Regions from separate parts of the Homo sapiens genome. Here region 1 is linked to region 2. A link is a contact called in ENCODE Hi-C or POLR2A ChIA-PET data. All regions are on one chromosome and are shown on one strand. Each heading gives the region's core, a stretch centred on a gene start or an enhancer-like site at or near the end of the contact. The rest is flanking DNA. Distances are from core to core; before and after follow the strand shown.

Region 1 (4,409 bases), core at 1,463-3,962, 600 kb before region 2:
GTAGAATCTGATTCTGGATCTGACTGTAGGGACTATATTCATTACTGCTGGACTATGCTGCTTTCCCCAACCCCCTAGGATTTTAAAAATAGCACGCTGCACTTGAAACAGGGGAAGACACTGTATAACATCCAAATGTTCTTCTTCCCTAGAGGAGCTTAGTGTGACGGAGAGAGGAGCAGACAGACCTAGGGCTAACTCCCATGACTTACTAGCTGCATAATTTCGGCAATTCTTATTTCTCTGAGCTTCAATACTAGATGGAGATAATAACCATTGCCTGCCATGCTCATTAGACAGGGCTTTTGTTAAGAGCCAAATAACATTGTGGAGGAAGGGTGAGCTCTGAGCACAAGTTCTGCAGGATTGGGTTTTTTGTCTGAGAAAGCTTTTGTCCGCTAAGTAGAATTCATTGATCTTTCCCTGAAGTGATTTCCTATCTTCTTCCTCCTGGCTACTGTTATGAATCTCATTTTCATATTGATTAAAGGAGAGAATTATGAACTGGCTTGAGAATCTTAAATTTTAAATCCACTCTGGAAAACTGTTCCCAGAGTATTAAACGGTATTAAAGGGAAAACCATTTCCAGAGTAGAGAGAAATTGGAGACGGTGTGACCCACGGGAAGCTGTGCCTTGGTGATGCCAGTGAGGGTAGTCTGCTCAGCCACTCATCTCCTCTCAGTGTGGTTTCTTGGTTGTTGTCCCTCACATTGTATCCCACTCAGGTTCATTGGATTCCTCCTAGTTCTTTAGAAGAGTCCTGGGTTACAAAAGAGGCTCAGAGAGAAGGCAGGTGGAATTGAGCTACGAAGTAGGGTTTGGCAGAATAGAGACTCAAAACTTGGTCTTGCCTGCAGGTTCGGTGCTCTTTGCCTTGTGCACACGCCCTCCTCCGTGAAGTCTTCCCTGGTTACTCTAGCTGTTCTTGGGGTCTTTGGGGAAGTAAGCATACTTTGTTCAATTTTGTTTTGTTTTGATTAAGACAGGGTCTTGCTCTGTCACCCAGGCTGGAGTGCAATGGTGTGATCGTAGCTCACTGCAGCCTCAAACTCCTGGGCCCAAATGCTTCTCCCACCTCAGCCTCTGGAGTAGCTGGGACTACAGGCATGTACCACCATCCCCAACTAATTTTTAATTTTTTTTGCAAAGACAAGGTCTCATTATGTTGCCCATGCTGGTCTTAAACTCCTGGCCTCAAGCAGTCCTCCTGCCCTGACATACTAAAGTACTGGGATTAGAGGCATGAACCACCATGCCAGGCCAAGCATATTATTTAAAATGTAGACAACTCCTAACATAATGTCAGACATGAAAGTGTTTACCACAGAGCCTGGTGTACAATAAGTGCTCTTGAGATGTCTGAATCAGGACCTGTGATTCTTCTGTGTAATTTAACACATACTTATTGAGTCTTTCTTCTATGTCAGGTCCTGTTCCAGATTCAGGGAATATAAAGATGCACCTGTTCTTCAGAAGCTAAAAATTATTCAAAGAGACTGAAATAAACCTAGTTTCAACATAGTGTGACCCAGGAAAGTACAGAGAGCTGTGGGATCATAAGGAAGGACCCAGCCGGGTGTGGTGACTCACGCCTGTCAGGAGTTCGAGACCAGCCTGGCCAACATGCTGAAACCCCATCTCTACTAAAAATACAAAATTAGCCGGGCGTGGTGGCGGGAACCTATAATCCCAGCCACTTGGGAGGCTGAGGCAGGAGAATCATTTGAACCTGGGAGGCGGAGGTTGCAGTGAGCCGAGATTATGCCACTGCACTCCAGCCTGGCGACAGAGCAAGACTCCGTCTCCAAAAAAAAAAGGAACCTCACCAAGTACGAATAATGATAGCCCCTTACATTTTATGTTGACAGTTTACAAAGTACTTCTCAGATCTCTTACTCACTTGACCTTCACCAGGAATCCTATGAGATAGGAATAATTCTCCACGTTTTGCTGATATGAAACTGAGACTCAGAGAGTTAACAGAGCCCTAACCAGTAAGCTGGGCAGCAGCATGGAATAATAGAAAGACCACTAGCCTGGAGGCCAGGAGACTTTGCTTGTATGGCATGATTTCATTTGTGACTCTGTCATCTTGAGTAAGTAACCTTTCCTCCCTGGGGCTTGGTCTGCTCATCTATAAAGTAATGTGGTTAGACTAGAAAGGCTCTGAGATCTATTATTACCCTGATACTCTCTGGAGGAGGAAGTAAAGTCTTATAGTTGAAGATGGGGGCTCTAGAATTAAATGAACTGGTTGAGTGATCCTGCACAAGTGAAATAGCCTCAATGGCTTCATGATAAAGCAGAGAAATTAGGAGAACCCACTTCATGGGGTTATTATGAAGATTAAGTACAGTAGTAATATATGTGAATGAAACACATTGGTAACGAGTAAGTGTTCAGTGAATGTTAGCAGTGATTACTATTTGATCTACGAGGCTATGGTAGAAAGATGTCCAGAAAGTGCAGGGGCTCTTTCTACCACAGCATTTTTGTATGGTAGAACCTCATTCTGGTCACCCAGGGGAGCCTCGGAAAAACAGGCCTTTGTTTTGTAAAGTTGTAGAACAGTCTTCAAGTATCTCTTGAAAATCAGAGGTAGCATGGTATGCAGAAAGAATCAGACAAACGTGGCTTAAAATTCCAGCTTGGCTCCTTGCTAGCTATGTGGCCCTAGGCAGGTGACTCACCTCCTTATGACTCAGCCTCCTGATTGTAAAGTGGAGATAATACTCATTTTGCAGGGTTGCTCTGAGGCTTGAATAAAAGTATGTGTGCAAAGCTTTCAGCACAGGTATGGAAGAAAATACCAGAGATTGGTGAGGTCAAGTGCTGGATCTCTCTGGCTGCTTTTTGGGTATTTAAGCCTGAAGACTCTGTGCTTTCTGCTTCTAGGTCTCCAAACCAGTGAACATGCCAAGTTTTATGCCTTCTCAACCAGGTTGAAGCATTCAGCAATGAGAATGAGACCTTGGTGTTTCAGTTTTCAGTAAAACACAAGCAAAGGAAGTATTGTGGTGGCGGATATGTAAAACTCTTTCCTGCCACCCTGAACCAGGAGGATATGCACTCAGGATCCAAGTATCACATCATGTTTGGTAAGCTCTCTGATAGCAGTCACTGTCAGCTCCATTAGGTCCTAATGACAGCCACTGTAGTTGTTGAAAACGCTCAGATTCACTTGGAACAGAAAATGTCTAATATGATAACTCCACCCCGCCTCCATGTGGCAGGACTCTTCAAAGACCTGAAAAAAGCAACTCTAAACCTGAATGTTAATATAAGTAAACCACAGAGGTGGGGAGGCACATGGTACCATATTAAGAAATCTATAGCACAGGGAGACATTTTCCAGTTCTCAGAAGAGGAGAAGGAGGTCATCAGCTACGTAGACCCTCTCACAGGTACACTACAATAAGGCATTGTACTCTGCCTCAGTGAGAGAAAGGCACAGGAGGTCAAGGAAGTGACCTTTTTTTAGCATCTGAAATGTGTCCAGAGTGTTGTATCTGTAACCTAAATATGTAACTAGGCCTCCTTGGGGCAGTCCAGATCTTACTTAAGCACGTGTGTGTTTTGGATAGTGAGAGTGGTAACATGGGAGGTAAGGTTGAAAATTAAGTTAAGGCTGGGTGCAGTGGCTCACCCCTGTAATTCCAGCACTCTGGGTGGCGGGGGGCTGAGGCGGGTAGATCACTTGAGGTCAGGAGTTCGAGAGCATCCTGGCCAACATGGTGAAACCCCATCTCTACTGAAAATACAAACATTAGCCAGGCATGGTGGCTAGCACCTGTAATACCAGGCAGGATAATTGCTTGAACCTGGGAGATGGAGGTTGTAGTGAGCCGAGATTGCACCACTGCACTCTAGCCTGGCTGATAGAGCAAGACTCCGTCTCGAGAAAAAGAAAAATTAGCCAGGTGTGGTGGCGGGAGCCTGTAATTCCAGGTACTCAGGAGGCTGAGGCAGCAGAATTGCTTGAACCTGGGAAGCAGAGGTTGCAGTGAGCTGAGGTTGCACCACTACACTCCAGCCTGGGCGACAGCCTGGGTGACAGAGTGAGACTCTGAGACTCCGTCTCAAAAAAAAGAAAAGAAAAGAAAATTATGTTAAATCTATTCCCAACTGTTGGCAGATAAGGCTTTCTGGGCTCAGAGACACTGATGATCTCTAGAGTTCCCTCTAGAGTTTTTACAAAGCATAAAGGGCCCCAGGCTCTGTTTCTAGGTAGCCTTGGGTTTGAATACCAACAATGCTACTTACTAGCTGTTTGTCTTTGAGCAACCTGCTTAACTGTTCTGAGCCACAATTTTCCCAGCTAAAAGTGGGGGATAGTAACACCTACTTGTAAGAATTAAATGACATGGTATAAAATGCCTGACACAGAAGGGGTTTCTGGTTGGGTTT
Region 2 (4,233 bases), core at 387-2,886:
ATAAGTGGGTGTTAGTATCTTGATAAGTATGTTTAATATAAACAAGATTGCAAAGTTGTATTAAAAATGTTTGTCAAAACTTTTTAAAAGAATATTATTAATTTCCCAGTCTTCCTGTTCGTCAAAAATCCTGTAAAATCTTATCATGAACATGGGTTAAGTAGTTCATTCTTTGTGAAGTTTATATAATCTTTTGAGTTTTCAAAAGGAAACTTTTCAATATATTAAATTTGTTACTTTGCTATCATCACTAAACCTGTTCAAAACTACTAGGTAGAAAAAGGAAAAAAAATCATTACTTAATGTAGCAGCAATAACAAGATAAATAATTTAGTATCTGTGCATAAACTTCCTTAATACTGAAATTTTTGCAAGGCCAGTGTATTCTGACTGAAAATGTACAGACTGTATGGACTTTGTTTGTTAATAGTATATCTCTTGGCACTTAAATTTTTAATTCTTGTAACCGAAACAAAGCCCTCTAAAAACCCTCTCCCCACTGGGTTTTCAAAAACAGCTTCAAGTGTTGCATTTCCAAATAAGAATAGCTCATAAGAATATCATCAGAACTCTGATAAAGCAACTATTTTAAACTATTTTGTCATTTTTCTGTTTCTAAGCCTTTCACCTAAGTTACATGATAACATTCAGAAGAGGAAAAAAATTATCAGGTACAATACTTGGCAGCTGGACATGTGTCAATTGTTGCCTGTAAATCTAATTACTGAAAATTAGAGCACACCACGGCATGACCGTAGAGACAAAGACACTGCAGCTGAGCTCTGATTAGAAAATTCAACTTTTTATTCCTCCCGACTCCTGAATGAGTGGATGGTATTACATTAACTGTAAAATGTACATCCTGTCCCGGTGCCCAGGCCACCCATTCCAAACGAGGAAAGGTCGTTTGTCAAAACTTGAAGCATTTGAAGGAAAAACACCCTCATCAGTAGTCAAGAAAATTAACGTTAAAGTCTATTATTGGGGGCAAAGTACGTAAAACCACTAATAGCAGTGTATTTACTTCAAATAATAATCATAATAATGTGTTTACAGAGCTGTCTTTAAAAACAAAACAAAACAAACAAACCTCGGCCCTACACTGACTACTTTAAAATCCCCACCGTCACAAAAACATTCCAAAAACTAAGACCAAATCTGGACCCCACTTGATATCAAGGATGTTATTGGATTTGAGGAGTTTGTTCAAAGTACGTCATTTTGAGAAGTTGCATCCACTTAAAGATATAAAATATGGCAACCAACTAGGTTTAAAAACAGTGAAATTTTATGTCCCTGAAAGCTTAAAAGCTGTAAATCTAGAAACCCGGGTCACGTAGGCAACATTATTGACTTGTTTTCCCCACCTCTCTTAATACCAACCTGCAGCGCAGTCCTTCCAAATCCATTTTGTGCATTGACGTTTACATTATTTTGCAACAAACTAGTAAGTTGCTCTAGGTCCCCCCTGGCAGCTGCGGACGCCAACTCGTTCCCCCAAGGCTCGGCCATTCTTTAGGGTCCTGACGATCAGGAAAAGATGAATTAGTCGTTTTTCTTTTTCCCCTTTCCTTTGCTCCTAACCAGGCTGCATGATGGCATCGGAGACTGACAGAAGGACTGGGATGGTTAATCTGGAGTAGAGCTTGGTAGTAAATACTAGTAAGATCTGCCTGCCAAAAGCCCGCCCCTCGATTCACACGTGATTATTCAGCAAAACTGAGCCATTGGAGAGGGGCTCCTCGCCTCGCTTTTTTAGCTTAACCCCTATGAAGAATTCTGACGACTCCACAGAGAGACACACAGACACACATACATTCCTGGTTAATGACTCCGGACGTCAGATGTAGGCAGAGCTGTCACGTACCTACGCTACAGATCTCTGTGAGGAGTGTGTGTGGAGACTCAAGGGACTATAGATCGGGGCAGAAAATACCGCGGAAGGAAAGACATTCAGGGGGAAGAAAAGGCATTCACCCACCCTTGTTCACGGTGGTGACTTGAGCCGTGTGAGGCAGAACTGCAGGGGCAGGTCCTCCAGGGGGCTCGGTTTCCATCCGTCTCGCCGAAGGGATAGTCCTGGGTCCTCCGCTGCTGGGAGAGCGCCGCGGTGGCTGGATGCTGACGTGCTCCGGAGGGTTAAAAGATGATCGCCAAAGGCGAACGGGAGTAGCAGTTCGGTGGCCCTCAAGTTACAGGTCGTAACGATTGCCCAGTGCTCTGGGCTTCTCCAGAAGAGCCTTTGGTCGCGTCCGGGCCAAGCCGTGGGCTAATGCCGCTCAGGAAAGCTCCGGAGCCCGCCCGCCAGGCAGCCGCAGCCCCGCCGAGCCTCAGAGGCCGTGGGAGCCGGGCTCGGCGCGCGTCTCCGGAGGCTGCCGGGCGTGCGGCGGGCCCCCGAGAAGCCCGTCATGCCGGCCCCGCCAGGTCCCGGGACTCCCGGCAGCCCGAGGAAGGAGAGTGATGCGGAAAGCGTCTACGGAGCCCGGACTGCTGGGGCAGCTCGCGGCAGCATTGCGGCTGCACTGGGCAGCCCCCCCGGGAACTTCCCGCCTACGACCGAGCTCGTTCAGGCTTTCTGCTGTAGGCACTCATTGAGCTGCTGCCGCCGCTGTCCTTTCCTTCCTTTCCCGGTTTTGTGGGGGCCTCTGGAGATGGGGAGAGTCCTGGGAAACGTAGGCCAAGTTCTGAGTAGGGAGAGTCGCCGCAGTTCCGGGGCAGCCAGTCCGGTCGCCGTCTCGGCGAGCGCTCAGCAGCCTCGGCGCCCGGTGCCACTTTGCCACCTCTCGCGGTCCCCGGCCTGTGCCCCTTTGCTGCGGACAGGGCAGCCGCCAGCCAGCTGTGCCCTGGAGCAGAGCCTGGCAGCACTGCTTCCTCCTTGGCCGCACCGCTCCCAGTGACAGTTTCTTTTGTAGCTGATCCCCCCCTAGATCGCCGGTCCCTGCTCCTTTCACCCCTACAGGCACTTGCGTGTCGCCCCCTTTTTTGCTTTTTTCCTTCACTCCCTCCCTTGCTGCTTTTTTCGCTGAAACAATTGCTGCTTCTGTTGCCTCTCAGAGAGGGTGCCGGTTTCTTCTCCCTTTTTTCCGACCTCATCAGCTTTTTTTGAAAAGAAAAAAATTGAGCGCTTTTTGAGTTGAAAAACCCGCCCCCATTTTAACGGCAGAGTTTTAAGGAGGCTCGGCAGAGTTGCAGCGCCGCGGGAGCGGGAAGGCCGGGCGCCGCCCACGCCCCGCCCTCCGCCCTGCTGGCGCTCGCGCTCGCAGTCTCGCACGCTCCGCCCGCCCGGTCCCGCGCCCTCATTCCCGCCTCCCGCTCTCCACCTCCTCCCGTCAAGTCTCTCGCGCCGGCTCCCTCCTGCCGGCTAGGCGGCCTGTCCCCAGCTGGAGCGGGGTTCGGCCCCGCGAAGTCCGGCCTGCCCTTCTGCTGGCGGGCTTGAGTCTGTGACGCGAACCCCCAGCTGCCCCAATTCCTACGGGGGCGAGGACAGGGGTTTGTTATTTAAGACGGTTGTGGAGGGCCGCAGGGTCTTTGAGGCTCCGCAGCGTACGCTGCGGGAAGGCGGACAGCGAGCTGGCATAAAGGGAGTCGTTCCTCAGCGCTAGCGGGGCAGGTCGGCCCGCCTCTGTGCTCCCCCGCCAGGCTCGCAAAGTTCGGGCGGCCAGGCTGCGGCTGCTGCTGCCTCCTCTAGGCGCGCGCGCTCTGTAAACTCGGCGTCCTTCGCTGAGCCCTGGCCTCGGCCTCGCACCTGCCAGATCCATGCCCGACGGCGCGGTGGGCAGGGGTGGCCGCGGGGGTGGAGGGAAAAATCCGGACTGCCACTAAGCACAGTGCTCACAAAAAGCAAGTCTTGTGTAGACTGAATTTTATGAAAACTTAAGACATGGCATATGTAAGAACGAACTCTGAAGCCTTAATTAATCAAGGACTGGAAACTGCGAAATAGTCCTATTATTAGAGAAAAAGGAGAAAAGCAATTAAATTTAAAGCAAAATTTAAAATAAGTCGTGTGAAGTGTTTTCTAACAAAGCCATTTCTTGGTTGCCGAAGTTCTCTCACTACTTAGAAGTGGCTTGGATTTTGGGGATGTGGGGTTGGGGAGGGTGTCTAGAATGGTCTCTCTCCTAATCCTTTATTTAATCATCCGACACCAATTTCCAGTACTTTTAACTTCCTCTTTTAGCTATGTGAGATTAATTAACTATTGCTTTCTGTATTTTTATACTCTTAAAAATA

What was found. Hi-C counts contacts between places; a loop is a spot of excess contacts on that map. ChIA-PET counts read pairs that join two places held with the same protein, here RNA polymerase II (POLR2A). Pooled maps may share reads with other maps.
Region 1: a loop to region 2 is called in a map of naive thymus-derived CD4-positive, alpha-beta T cell, with 18 times the contacts of the local background. The contact joins the enhancer-like site here to the promoter of CDKN2C in region 2. A Hi-C loop is called at or near these places in 1 of 168 maps with a recorded cell type or tissue (naive thymus-derived CD4-positive, alpha-beta T cell) and 6 of 50 pooled maps. POLR2A ChIA-PET finds 5 or more read pairs at or near these places in 1 of 52 experiments (activated B cell).

The regions. Positions count from the first base shown.
Region 1 is chr1:51,568,239-51,572,647 of GRCh38, reverse strand. The region is part of intron 2 of EPS15-AS1 (EPS15 antisense RNA 1); the gene reads right to left. It also overlaps a transcript of OSBPL9 not described here and the pseudogene CALR4P. Among named protein-coding and RNA genes, the nearest start is that of OSBPL9, 47 kb to the left of the region's middle. RefSeq lists enhancers at 3,021-3,180, 3,341-3,390. Within about 2 kb of position 2,712, at least 16 of the 41 ENCODE cell types and tissues checked have a DNase peak (open chromatin) inside an H3K27ac peak, as active enhancers do.
Region 2 is chr1:50,967,648-50,971,880 of GRCh38, reverse strand. It overlaps CDKN2C (cyclin dependent kinase inhibitor 2C), which reads right to left and starts at 1,636. Exons shown (of 2, transcript NM_078626.3): 1 at 1,384-1,636. The coding sequence starts at 1,512. RefSeq lists silencers at 2,298-2,567, 3,118-3,377 and an enhancer at 2,798-2,867.